Linked DNA regions of Homo sapiens: region 2 is linked to region 1. The links are chromatin contacts, found by Hi-C or POLR2A ChIA-PET in ENCODE. All regions are on one chromosome and are shown on one strand. Each heading gives the region's core, a stretch centred on a gene start or an enhancer-like site at or near the end of the contact. The rest is flanking DNA. Distances are from core to core; before and after follow the strand shown. Region 1 overlaps LOC105372018 (a long non-coding RNA gene). Region 2 has its middle 77 kb from the start of CTAGE1.

Region 1 (7,302 bases), core at 1,620-4,119:
TTTTTAAAAAGAAACAAATGATCATGTAGGAAGGTGGCTTGGATGGTTGTATGATGGTGGTGTTAGAGAGTGTCCCTGTTTGGAGGAAATACACACTAGAATAATTAGGGCTGATGGAGTAGCATGTCAGCAACTTGTTCTCAGATCGTTCAGAAAAAGACTATGTATTAATTATTTATCTATGTATAATATATATAAATAAACGATATATATGGAGAGAGACAGGGCAAGAGAGACAGCCTGCAAATACAAAATATTAACAATTTGGGAATCTGGGTGAAAGGGAGATAAGGTTTTTCTCATTTCTACAAGTTTAAAATTATTTTTAAATAAATTTTTTTTTAAATTTGGGATTTACACAGGACTTGAGATGATCAAGAGAGGAATTGGAATGGGGTTGAAAAGCTAAGGAGACGAGAGATAAAGAAAAGAAAGTGATAAAGCAATTTATGACCTACCTTCTTCCTCTTGTTCCTTTTTAAAATAAATAAATTGATGTTGGGCACAGTGGTTCATGCCTGTAATCTCTGCACTTTGGGAGGCCAAGGCAGGAGGAACACTTGAGCCCAGGAGTTTGAGATCAGCCCAGGCAACATTGTGGAGACCCCATCTCCACAGAAAAAATAAAAATAAAAAATAGCCAGGCGTGGTGGTGCACAACAGTAGTCCCAGCTACTGGGGAGGCTGAGATCGGAGGATCGCTTAAACCTGGGAGGTCGAGGCTGCAGGGAGCCACGATCGCACCACTGCAATCCAGCCTGGGTGGGCAAGGGAGACTCTGTCTCAAACAAGAAATAATAATAATAAAATAAAATAAGTAAATAGAAAAATATCTGCCATAGAATCTTAGCTGGTTCTCTCACATGCCAAATCCTACTCCATGTGTTCATTATTGTGTAGTGGAAAGAGCACGAGCTTTGCTGTCGAAGGGACCTGGATGCAGACACTGCCGCAGCCTTTGCAGCTTCATGCTCTTGGCACATCGTCTACCCTCTGAGCCTCCGTTCTCTTACATGTAAAATGGAGATAAATACACATATCTCACAGATCATTAGAAAGATTGGGAGAGATCCTTACAGACAACACGTGGGTCATCTGGGAGCAGACCAGGTCGGGTAAGTTATTGAAATGGAGTTCTCATTGAGAACTCACTACTGTTTGGGGCTTACATTGTGCATGAGTGAGTTTTTGGATACTGAAAGCTTAACTTTCACTCCTGAGTCTGTCACTTGACAGTTTGGGTTTAAAGCAATCCAAAAAAATGTTGCAGTTAGGGATCAGGATTGTTATATCCAGAGAATGGTATAAAAGGGACCTCAGATACATTTACGATTCTGACACCCAGTGAGACACCCACTGTTTAAACAAATTCGTAACTTGCTGAGTGTTATTTATTTACCCTGTGCTTGGCGGAATGTGCACAGCAAAATTACCTCCATCTACTTCTGAAAAAAAGTAGTCATCAGTCACAGCCTCTCTATTTATTACACTCTGAAATTTATTACATTTCAAATAAAATGTCTGTCTCTGACATTGGCTGGCCTTGTGGTAGGGTTTCAGTATTGACCAATATTGACCTGGTCAGTTTCCTTGATGGTGAGCCCCTCAGCTCCCATCTTTGCAACCCACAGAGATGTAGCCACTGGTGGAATCAGAATTTCCATATGGGAGAGGATAAGGTTAAAAGGGGAGAGCTGGGGAACTTGTCTTAAAGGAGCGTCTTTATAGCAAGCATACTTTTGAGTTAAGTTTAATAAAAATAATGTTCCTTTCAGACTTCACGTTGAATTGAAAAATAGCAATTGTCCAGATTAAAAGATGTTATTAAGATCATCATTTTTCCTGGGTAGCTTTGCAGGGGCCGATGGAGACTACAGAGGATGATGACTCCACCGGTGGGCTCAGCCACTGTCCTCAGCCCAGCACTGGGCATGGAGTGACTCTCATGCCAGCCCATCCCTTTCTTGTCAGCTGAAATTCAGGGACTTCTAGACTCAAATCTCAATCAATGACAAGGCAAAGTCAGACACTGTGCTTTCACTGTGCTATTAGGTGTGATTCCGTCTGTCCTGAGACTCTTAAAATTCTAAACTTCTGCCATCTACAATCAAGAGCAGGAGACAAGGCAAACACATGCGAGAAATAAAGGCAAGTAGAATCCAAATGAGCTATATAACTAATCACAGCCATGCAGTTATGGGTGGAGAGGGCACTCTGGAGTGAGGGCAGGGATGGGGGCCGCTAGGATCCATGGGGGCTCATCTGGCCAAGGGGGCGGTCAGCAGGCCAAGCTCTCACTCTGCTGCTAATTGAAAACAAAGGGAAAGGTAGATGTTATTTCAGATCCTCTTGCCAAGACAGATGATAGAAGTAGTCATGAGGAGCCATCTTAATATTTTTTTCATTGATGGCCCCACCCCAAGGAGCCTAAATGGCCGAGCCACCCCCAGATTCCCAGGTTCGGCCCTTCATTCTTTCCAGGGACTGCTCATGGCCTCTACTTGCCTATCCCTAGGAAGATCTTTCTGCCAAGCTTGGAAGCAGGAAGAGCAGGCTTTTGGAGGTTTTGGCAAATGGATTTGATAGCTACTCTGCATCCACTTTTCTAGTTTGTGGTTGCAGGACCAGGTGCCTGGTGGGAGTCACGATCCCTGGGGAGACACCTCCCAGGAGCCACCCTCAGTCCTCAGAGGGCCTTTGAGTCCAGGGACAGACTTCCTGACAGAACAAACATATCTGAAGCTCAGAATCTTCTCTCTTGTCCACAGAAGCCATCCTGTAGACCTGAAACACTTAACTAACTGATCATTAATCATGAGGAACAGGTTTTGTGGGCAGCACTCCCATGCAAACACCCAACTGCCATTAACTTGCGTGGCAGATGTCGAGAGGTGAGAACGCTGGGTTCTGAATACAAGGAATGTGTGTCTCCCAGGTTGGGGGCCGATGAGGTGAAAAGAGATTTGTGCGATGCAAGCTATCTCTCCCTTTCCTTTCTTCCTCGGATTTTTCTCTATCTTGAGTAAAGTTCAGTTTTCAGAGATCAAACCTGGTTGTAAACACAGCCTTTAAAACCTTTGCACTGCTTTACTGCAGAATTTATGGTCTGTTTACCTTTGAGGTGAGGAGCAGGCAGGAGAGGTAATCCTGAGCCTTTGGTGGACGCCTCAAAAGAAAAAAGGGATACGGGGCACATGAATAAAAATACTTCCTTGTTCCATCCGTGATTTGTGGGTGCAGAATTCTTCCCCAGAGAGGTCATGCCCTAAGGAAATTGGCCCAACCAGCCTTTTGTAACCATTAAAACAAGTAAGTCCTTGAGATCTTCCCCATTCCAGAAACTTCTGGAAACGCACAGATTTGGGGATTTGGAAAATGCACATGAGAACAACAGAGGCAGGTGCCTCAGTGGTGATGTGAGGTGTCGCTAGCACTAATGCCCTCTGGGAATTAAAGGCCAGGCCCCAGCACGGCATAGGAGCTTCCTTAAGGGGAACCAAGCGCAGCCACCAAGGGCCGGGGTGCTGTTTCCAGCCACACTGCATACACCTTCAGCGACAACCTTCCAAACAGGAACCCAGTCACAAACTGTCCTTTGGGTGAGGACTTTTGAAGGTCAGAGGCCAAAGAGAGTGCCTGGCAGGAATAAATCATCCAAGATTTTTTTCAACATAAATTACAGGAGATTTCAATTCCCCACTCACAGTTGCAGAACTAGCTGTCATCTCAGTCACAGAAGCTGTCACATAAATGAATGGGTCAAGGAGAGGAATTAAAAGACCTGTGTTCCTGAGAGCTCATCCCTCCTGCTTATTCGTACCTGCTGGTTATGTTACCATTAGCAAACACCACACTGGGCTTCAAATTTCTTCCCAGTAGTATGGGAACACCAATACTTGTCACTCAAAGGCACAGCTAGGACACAATAGTGCACTTGAAAGGGCCATGACAAGTTAATCCTATAAAATGTAAAATATATGTACTACTAATAATGATTTTGATGACTGCAATAGATATTTTAGAAATAAACTATCAGTCCCTACTCCGATAATGAATGACTCTTACATTATGGGGAGGAAAGGGAAATGCTCTCCTTTTCTTAACTAAGTTAAGGAAACCACCTCAGACAAGCACCCAGGAGGAGCGCTGTGGCTTCTTTCTGGCCTGGTCCTCACAAACGGTGTGGCCTGAGGCTTCTCTCTTCAGGGGAAGTGTCACAGTCATGACTGGGAGCGGATGTTGCCATGTTAGTGAAGGAGAATCCTCAGGTTGGGGTCAGGAAAGTCGGGGTCCATTCCAGGCTCTGTCGCTTAAGGATCTCTACAATTATGGACAAAATATTGATCCCTTTGGGGCTCCAATATTTAGACCTGAGATAAACCACAGTGTTCCTAAGCCTTTGCTAGTTCTAAGTTCCCATGGTTCCCTATCAGGTAATAGGTAAATAAATTCAAAAACAATAAATAGTTGACTTCAGAATAGTTTTGTATTGTAAGCCATGTGTTAAGTAATGAAAGAGATGAAATTGATAGATCTATTGTGAATCAACCTCAGATAAGAATTAACTCAGTTTTTTTCTTTTTTTAGGCCGAGTGCAGAGGCTCATGCCTGTAATCCCAGCACTTTGGAAGGCTGAGGTAGGTGGATCACCTGAGGTCAGGAGTTGGAGACCAGCTTGGCCAACATGGTGAGACCCCTGTATCACTAAAAAAAAAATGGCTGGGTGTGGTGGTGCAGGCTTGTAATCCCAGCTACTTGGGAGGCTGAGGCAGGAGAATTGTTTGAACCTGGGAGGTGAAGTTTGCAGTGAACCAAGATTGTGCCACGGCACTCCAGCCTGGACAAGAGAGTGAGACTCCATCTCAAAAAAAAAAAAAAAAAAGAATTAACTCAGTTTTGCTGAAAAGACTTTTCTTTTTGTTACCCCACAATTCATGTCTACATGAGGCTTGGCTGCCATTCTTACAGGCTACACTTTCAGTGTGCCATTCCAAAAGACAAGATTAAAAATCTTTAATCATTGATTTAGGGAACTTGAGTAATACTGTTTGGCTTTCTGCCAGGCATCTTCAATATTTAAGAGAGAATCAGCCAAGCGCAGTGGCTCACACCTGTAATCCCAGCACTTTGGGAAGCCAAGGAGGGTGGATCACTTGAGGTCAGGAGTTCAAGACCAGCCTGGCCAACATGGTAAAATCCCGTCTTTACAAAAAACAAAAATTAGCTGGGCGTGGTGGCACACTCCCGTGATCCCAGCTACTCGGGAGGCTGAGACAGGAAAATCGCTTGAAACTGGGAGGGGAAGGTTGCAGTGAGCCGAGATTGCACCACTGCACTCCAGTCTGGGCGACAGAGTAAGACTCCATCTCAAAAAAAAATAAAGAGAGAGAGAGAGAGTCACTATTTGGATCACACAAAAGAAAGATGCAAGGACATATGTGCCCTGTTGGTTACTGAGACAGCTCTCATTTCAGAAAAGACAGAGATTTTGTTTCCAGAATAAAGCTGCCCAGGTGCCAAGCAGGAGAAAATAGAGTAGGAAACAATTTGAATTCATGTATGTTCTATCCGCCTTAAGGCTTCTTTGAATCTGCTAATATAAGGTAAAGGAAATTGAATCAAGTTATGTAAAGTGTGGAGGGAATGATCCCTTACAGTTTAGGTTACATCATATAATTCTAAAACACAACGGATGTAATGTGAGTTAAAATCTGTAAACAATAAAGTCATATAATAAGAGATTGTTCATTTTGTTATTTGATCTACAGCACACCAAACTTCTGGATGGTTGAAATTTCTGAGCAAATCTCAGAAGAGATAAATGACTTCTGAAACATTTTAAGTCTATCAAGTTCAGGATGTGTTTCACCATTGCCTGCTTCCTGGTAAGGCACATCCTTCATTCATGAGTGCATTCATTCATTCATGATCTCACGAATGTGCCCAGTGGTGCAATGTGCCTGCAGTGAGGGGCTACTATCCCTCCTGCCACCTTTCTCTCAATACCCTGGTTCAGAATTTGTTGTCATGAACTTTCTCCAAGGCAAGCAGCACAGCAGGTGAATTCTGCTTCCAGCTCACGTTCTCTGATGTGAGGTGGGGGGATAAGTAAAATGAGGGCAAACAAGGTGTTGACTTTGCTCAAGAACAAGAGAAATCAGTCTGTTAAGGTAGTCCAAGAAAGAATGCTAACTATGGAAAACTCTCTCACTTCCTTGCCCCGAAAGACATTCCTGCATATTTCTTTTGGTAAAATAAGCTACTCAGGATGAATTGAGGGGTTTTGTCTGCCTTGGGCACGTCTGTGGTCTCAGCACCTAGAACAGTGCACGGCACGACGGTGTGCAGATGTTCATTGATGTTGACAGTGGACTTAAAGCACAAAAATGGCTCTTTAATAAGTAAAATTTCACCTTGGTGTTGGAACTTGATTTATTAACACAAGGCCCCAAGCTCACCCCTATTATTAATTCATCACATATTTCAGCTGCCAGGAAACCTCTCTAGAAATACAACACGTGATGTGGTGCCTGGTTAAGACCATGGGCTCAGAGTGAATTTGGGATTCACCCAACTAGTTATGTGGCCTGAATTTCTCCCAGCCTCAGTTTCTCACTGTAAAATGGAAGTAATCCTAGTACCCACCACACAGAACTGTTGTAAGGAGGAAATGAGGGAAGGCGTGTAATCCCACTGTCCCTGTGAAGCCAAGATGAGAACAGTGATTTTTGCATACGGATATGTTGTGTACGCACAGCCCTGGCCAGACCAGGAAACTCTGTCACCCCTGATACACTGTGATGAAACCACAACCCTCATCGAAAACCATCAGCGTGTCTGAGAGGCATCAGAGCCAAGCTCTACTGATGGAAGATGCCCCTCTGCTGGTCATTCCCCCTGGGCCACTGTCTGTCCCTCTGGAGGAGAGAGACCAAGAGGTTTTAGGTTTAGGTCTGGGGAGGATCGACAATATCTCTGTCTCTTAAGGCCTCCCTGGAAAAAGAGCTTATTTGGAAGGGAAAATAATAGCAACAAAAAAGGCAAACTACAGAGGAAGAGCATAACTGCAGAATATTCCTAAACTCCACCACTTGGGTGTGTGCAGAGATGAGACTGTTTAAATTTTTTTGTTTTACCTGCCCCATTTCCAAAACGGGGTATTGTCCTCTCTGATGTGTGTTGACCCACATGTAACACTAAAGAGCTGTTCAGATTTCCCAAGAACCCACTCTCACAAAAGGAATATTGAACAATGTAGACTTTGCATAGCATTTCAAGAGGTCCCACAGGGTTCCACAGGAG
Region 2 (6,787 bases), core at 1-2,500, 100 kb before region 1:
ATGTGGAAAGGGACTGAGGGCTGTATCTGTCTTGTATCAACCGTGAGGTCCAGAGCATTTGGGGCCACAGCTGATTTGAGTGGAGACAGTGGTGCTAAGGAAGGAAAGCACAGCAAGTGCTGTATAATCCCCCTCATGGGGGATCTCTAATGAAAAAAAAGATGTTTAATTTTTCACACTCAAGAAGAAGCCCGCCACCAACCCCATGAATTCAAACCCTGGTGCTTGTTTGTCATCCTGTGGCCTCACTGCATGCTGGGAGGAAGAAAACCACACGCAGGCAAGACCTAAGAGGTGGCCATGGGGGAGAACAAACATCAGGGGCCCCGGGAGGGAAAGTCTTATCATTATGGGGGCAGAACTGACTCTAAAAAGCCAGAGTGAAGGGCAGCAATGTCAGCTCAGCCCAAGAACAACAGCGATGAGTTGGGGGAGCTAGACCAGCGCTCCACCTGCAACACCCCTTGTAATCCTGGAGCAAATGAACACTTATTGGGGGGTTAATGGCAAAGGCACCTACCAAAAGGTGGATGGGGAGAGCAGAGGGGCTTTCCCTTTCCCAGCAAAGCACTCTTGCCTTCCCCACTCAGAAAACAAGAGGGATTTTGTGAACCTTTTCACATATATCACTGGTTGGTCTGTTAAGCCCTTGAGGAATATCTGGCATCAGCTGGTGCTGCATGAGCAACATTTGATCCTCAAATAACCTGAAAAGTAAGTATTATCATCATTCCCACTCTATGGATTTAGGACTATTCCATAGGTTTTTTGTCCATGATCTTGAAACTAATAAAGGAGACAGCTGGGTTTCAAGCTCAAGTCTCCTGACTCCTAGCTGGAGCTCTAGCCCTGCATTTTACCCAGAATGATGGCCAATGCCTCGGGCGCACAGATGGGAAGAAGTGACAGTATTAGGGATTCAGAGCTGCCATCAGTAACTCATTTCCATTCCTATTACTGTAATTCAGCTCTCAAAAGATCAGCCTGCACTTCTAGTAAAGGAAGAAAAAAAAAGCACCAACACACGCAACTTAGATTTTCAGCTCAGAAACGCTGTGCCCGACAGCTACAATAGGCCGTTTTGATTTGGAAAGTGAAACACACAGAAGCCCTGGTTATTATAGTTAATTTAATTTAATTAAAACCGTAAAAGCAAACCACAGTTCTGCAGTGGGTTCTTACCATCCTGATTGCTTGAAGGAGCCACAGGAGTCATGCTCTTAACTGATGGGCAGAGGCCCAAGTCGCCACCATTACTCAGCCCTCCACTAAAGGGCCTCTTACCTTGGCTCAGCCTGTGGTTCTTTTATGCACTGACTTATCTTCGGTGTCCTTTTGTTTTGAAGGTGATTTGCTGTGGTTCACTTCCAGCTGTAGTAAGAATGGCACTTTTAAGCTGGGTGCAGTGGCTCAGCCTCTAATCCCAGCACTCAGGAGGCTGAGGCAGGAGGATCACTGGAGCCCAGGAGTTCCAGCCCAGCATGGGCAACATAGGGAGATCCAGCTGAATGAAAGAAAGAGAGAGGCGGGGGTGGGGGGGAGGGGGGAAGAGATGATTAGAAAGAGAGAGAAATTAAGAATTATACTTTTATTCTCTTCCTTTAAGAAGCCCAAAATGCTGAGGGCAATTTTCCATTTCCTTTCCTTTTTCTACTTCTTCACGCTCTCTCAATATTCTGTCCCTCTCTGCTTCTCCTCTCTCTGCCTATTGCTTTCCTTGTCAGCCAGTCTGCAGCTGGCCCCAAACCCCAGTCTCCCAGGAAGGCCAGTGGCCTCCTTGGCAAGGTCGAGCCAGGCCCTGTGCTCGATGCTGGGCATGAAAGTTAGCCCTGCCCTCAACTTACCCACTGAACAGATGGGAGAGACAAGCAAGCAAACAGGCATTCAGAGTGTGGTGTGATACACACTATAGCATATGGGTCACCTGCCATTTCAAGGGCACTGGAACTGGAGGGACCCCATCCCTGGATAAGGCCCAGAGGTTAGGAAGCCTGTCGGCCTACAAAGGTCTGCTAGTGGCTCTGCAGCCTTGCTGAGCTGGCTTCCAAGGCCCTGTGGGGTCCAGCCTCAGCCTATGCCTCCAGCCCCCTCTCTACCTCTTCCCAGCACATCTTCTGTCTTCTCACCATATGGAACTCTTCCTTTCATGCCTCAGCCTTGGCATATGCTGTCTGGAACACTCTGCCCACCCTCCCACCCTCATCTGGCTCATGTCAACTCACTTTCCAGGTCCCTAAGGAAATGTTCCTTCCTCTGGGAAGCATCCCTGGCCCACCAAGTCCAGGTGGCATTCCATTTACTGGTTCCCATAGCACCCTGTACATGGGTACCTGACACTTATCACACTACCTTGTCACCACCTGTTTATTTGTTTGTATTCCACCCTGGCCCCCAAGCTCTGTGGAAGCAGGAATAGTATTCACATTGCTTGCCTCTGTATCTCTGTGCCAGAAGCAGTGGCAGGCACAAAGTAGGTGCTTATACAGGTATGCTGCATTCATCAAATGCGCCTGGAGTGGTGTGGGATGAAGGCAGAGGGGTAAGCAGGAATGGATCAGGAAGAACCTGGAATGCCACGCTTACAGAGGAGGAAGGGCAGAGGAGAAGACTGTGAGAGAGCAAGGGAAGAGAGAATGCCTGTGAGAGAGAACCCTTGGTGACAGGCAGTAAGCGCTGCCAGAAACATCTGCAAGCCACTCCCTGGAACCAGGGCAGAGTCAGTGCATCCCAATTTGGTTGAACTTCCTTGAAGAAGGAGAGAGGAAACCTAGCCAGCCCAAGCCATCTTGAACTCTCTTTATTTTTTAAAATTTTATTTTATTTATTATTTTTTTGAGACAAAGTCTTGCTCTGTTGCCCAGGCTGGGGTGCAGTGGCACGTACCTCCACCTCCTGGGTTCAAGCCATTCTCCTGCCTCAGCCTCCCAAGTAGCTGGGATTACAGGTGCCCTCCACCACGCCCGGCTAATTTTTGTATTTTTAGCAGAGACGGTGTTTCACCATGATGGCCAGGCTGGTCTTGAACTCCTGACCTCAAGTGATCCGCCTACCTCGGCCTCCCAAATTGCTGGGTTTACAGACGTGAGCCACTCTGCCCGGCCTTGAACGCTCTTTTAACAACAAGATAGCAGATTCCAGTGGAGCTGGCTACTACTTGGTGTCAGCAATTTCTTCTTCTGTCTGTAAGTTGAAGTAGTGTTTGCTCATATCTTGAAACAAATGAGACACTTCTGGAGACATGAAGAGACATGAGAGTCACACAGAGGCCCAGCTGTCTCCCTTTTGGGAAGGGGTGGCCGTCACTGAGCACCTGCTTCTAGTGGCCATTTCCCAGTGCCGTCTGTCCCCACAGCTGGCAGGGCTGTCTCAGTAGGAGGCTGCCCCCAGATGCCAGAGCCCACTGTATCTGCACACAGGATGGGCCTGGGAATTTGCAGCCCCCCAGGGGAGGATTAAATTCTCCATCCCCTACCCAAGAGCTGATGACAGGGATGCATGACCTGCCCTGTTCTCGGAGCTCTGCTGCAGGACTTTGCTTCGTGTCACCCCCTTGCTGGGCCCCTTCCCTGGCCTGTCTCATGTTGCTCATGTCTGCTGGTCTTTCATGGGAGCACTCATAGAAAAATAATCTGCATGACTGTCCCTGTGTCAGAGTCTCCATCTGGGGAAGCCCACCTATGCCAGACAGGGTTCCCAAAGCTCATGACAACAATAAGCATTGCGCTGGAAGCAGTAACACCTGTCACACTTCAGCCCAGCCATTCACACACACGCTATTTCCATCATAGCCGGGCTCCTCAGAGTTAAGGGCATACACTCGGAAAAGTTCCAACCCTGATGGGAGATTTCTAATAAAAAAGAGATGTTTAATTTTTCACATTCAAGAAGGAGCCCATCGCCAACCCCATGAATTCAAAGCCTGATGCTTGTGACTGTCATCCTGTGGCCTCATTGCATGCTGGGAGGAAGATAACCTCATTCAGGGACAGAACGTGTCAGGGAAAGGATGGCATGGGATACAGTTCCAGCTTTCACAAGAATGCAGCAGGCTCTCCAAATGCACTTGGAGGGAGAAAATTATGTTTGGGGTGTGTCTATTTACATTTTTAAAAAGATAAAGTTGTAAAAGATCAGTAAGCCTAATTTCCTGTGGCAGGTATTTATCAAAGGAAAAAGTTTCCAAAGTTTCCAAGTGGAGAGGAGAAACCCCAGCCTGCTGCAGGGTGGCTTTCTGCAGTTAATCGTGCTGGGAATCGTATGAAATCATTTGCACATTATTCTTTGTGACCTTCAACCTTAGGTTTACATTTCAATATTTCACATTGCTACATTGCCCCATTAAAAGAAATGAGAAAGTTTAATTAAAAACTTGAAAATAAGGGCTTTAAATAAACCAAAAGGAAAAATAAAACTTTGCCCCGGTGTCCCTCCAATGAGAAACAACTAGAAATTTCTGAGGGATTAAATGTCTATTTAATCCCATAGGTTTGGTTTTAATACGTGAACATTTAAATCATTTTCAGGTAGTTATAATTTTTTTCCCAATCCGGCATCCAATAAAGTAGTCATCATTTTTTTTTCCTAATCTGGCATCAAATTCAAGAAAGATTAGAAGCAGCATATGTGCCCACATGCTGTTGCAGGTGGCAAAGCCATGCCCCTCGCTCTACACACAGCCTGGTCCTGGGCTGGGGTTGGTCAGACTCAGCATGGGGTGGTCCCGGAACTGACTCACCCCACCTAGCCCTAGGTCCCTATATGGGCTTCCACTTCATTCTTTGTGGGAGTGCCCAGAGCCCCTCCTAGAAGCCAGACAGTGGATTTCCCTCTAACTCCTGTGGGTCGGCTTCCATGGCTAGTGAGTAACTCTGATTTACTTAGTGCCAACGTCATGCCAGGCACTTGGCTGAGGGCACTAGGCCCACCTCTCCTCACAGATGCTCCTCGAAGAGGCTGCTATCATTCATCCCTTTGTTGCCTGTAACTTGGAAGCCGGATGTGCCCTGCCTCCGTTCATGTGTAGCTACTGCCTCTTTGTCCAAAGTCAATCCTGACACAGCCTTGAGCCCTTCCTCTGGTGATCACAAAAGATTCCTTCACACCAAATCGTTTAGAAGCCTTGAATATTTGAAGGATCAAGAAGAGAGGACACAATGCACCCTGCACAGACCCTACCGTCCCCTGCCACCAGTGTCTTGGGGCGTCAGCACAGGACAACACAGCTTTCCCACAAAGCACAACGCTCTCCATAAGTCTAATTCTGGTAAAGCCATTTGAAGACAACTGCCCTCATCCTGCAAGATATGGATGGGCAAGCTGAGGTAGAGAGGGGCTCAGCAATTTGCTCAAGCTCACTTGGCTAATAAGAATCATAATAGGAATCTGATCCCAGGTCTGCCTAAAAGCTCACACTCTAATAAGTCATGCTGCCTCTCCAAGACCAAATCAATAGCCTGGCACGTGATTTCTTCTGGCAGTGCCTACCCTGCTTTACCCTTTCCTCTAAGGCTTAAAGTTGCCCCCTATTTCATCCCAATAGCTGGAGACAGTTCCCACCTGCAGGCTCCGGGACCCCCACTACCTAACACACAGAGCACCTCCTTGGTTCTCCTCTTCCCATCCCCACCCTGTCTCTGTGCCTCTCTCTGGGCTCTACCTACTCCCTTTGCTCTTTGATGGGGACAGATTGCTTGGCCTGCCTCCAGTCCCCCATCCCCAAACCTTCTATCTGTCTGATCGGGCTTCTTTTTATCACCTGTAACTGGACCCCTCCCCTGGGCCACCTCCCATCCTCCCTTGAGCCCATTTACAGGCCACCCATCTCTAAACCCCTTGCTGATTGGATTCACTGTTTTGGGAGAACAACACATCTCTCATCTCTGCCTTTCTTGTCCTTCCTCATTGCCTATAGCAGGCAAAGAATGTCTGCCTTACCAAGAATGATTCAGTTCCACACTTTCCCTAATGACCAGGGTGCTCTAGGGAGGGCCTTGCAGTGTTTAATGGAGTGACTGAGACATCTCTACCTCCCTTCTCTCCTCTTTTGCTCCATATCAGCTGAGATGGCAGCTGCCCCAGAAAAGATTTTTGGCTGATCTGGCTGATCCATTTTCTCCATGCTCCCTTGGATTTTCCCATGCAAAGCTAAAAATAGCAACCCATTTCTGTTCTTAAACTAAAAGACAGAAGCAGACTCCCTTTCATCTGGGCAAGGAAGTGACACTTGTGCTGATGGTGTGGGCAGGTACTGGTGCCCCAGCCTCAGGGAGGAAACAGAAACCGCAGGAAGGAGCAGGGAAGGAACTCTTAGGAAGGGGTTGGTATGCACTTAACATCAAAAGGGATACACCACTATCATCACGAGTAGCAGCTCTGAATATTAGAGTAGGAGTTGGAATTCTCAGGCGATCTGGCAACCAGTTGGGGCTTTCCAAAGGGTCTCATGTGGTCCACCAACGCACGTGTCCCTGGATGGCCAGCTGAGGGGTAGAGTTCACCACTTATGTAGCTGCATCCCCTGGGAGGTGCCCCCAAGCTCTGGAGGCTGCAGATCAAATTCAAAGTTGTCCCTGGAGGTTTGAGTCCTGTGTTGAAGAGCTGTGATATATGCATCTCCATGGCACCAGCCAAATTATGCAATTGCTCCAGTTTCATCACTGTTTTCTCTCTCCCTTCTCCATGATGTCCTTCCTCCCAGGCTGACTCCACTAGTAGCATCTCTTCCTCCTCTCAATTTCTGTCTGCACCAACCATTGGGCATTTAATCATGTAGGACCTTGTGACATTC

The links. Hi-C counts contacts between places; a loop is a spot of excess contacts on that map. ChIA-PET counts read pairs that join two places held with the same protein, here RNA polymerase II (POLR2A). Pooled maps may share reads with other maps.
Region 2: a map of natural killer cell shows a loop between it and region 1 (4-fold over the local background). The contact joins two enhancer-like sites. A Hi-C loop is called at or near these places in 3 of 168 maps with a recorded cell type or tissue (CD8-positive, alpha-beta T cell, colonic mucosa and natural killer cell) and 3 of 50 pooled maps. POLR2A ChIA-PET finds 5 or more read pairs at or near these places in 2 of 52 experiments (PC-3 and Panc1).

What each region holds. Positions count from the first base shown.
Region 1 is chr18:22,237,783-22,245,084 of GRCh38, reverse strand. LOC105372018 (a long non-coding RNA gene) reads left to right here. Exons shown (of 3, transcript XR_001753369.2): 2 at 901-1,115; 3 at 2,053-2,153. Among named protein-coding and RNA genes, the nearest start is that of GATA6, 72 kb to the right of the region's middle. Within about 2 kb of position 2,869, at least 4 of the 41 ENCODE cell types and tissues checked have a DNase peak (open chromatin) inside an H3K27ac peak, as active enhancers do.
Region 2 is chr18:22,337,299-22,344,085 of GRCh38, reverse strand. No RefSeq gene overlaps it. Among named protein-coding and RNA genes, the nearest start is that of CTAGE1, 77 kb to the left of the region's middle. Within about 2 kb of position 1,250, at least 9 of the 41 ENCODE cell types and tissues checked have a DNase peak (open chromatin) inside an H3K27ac peak, as active enhancers do.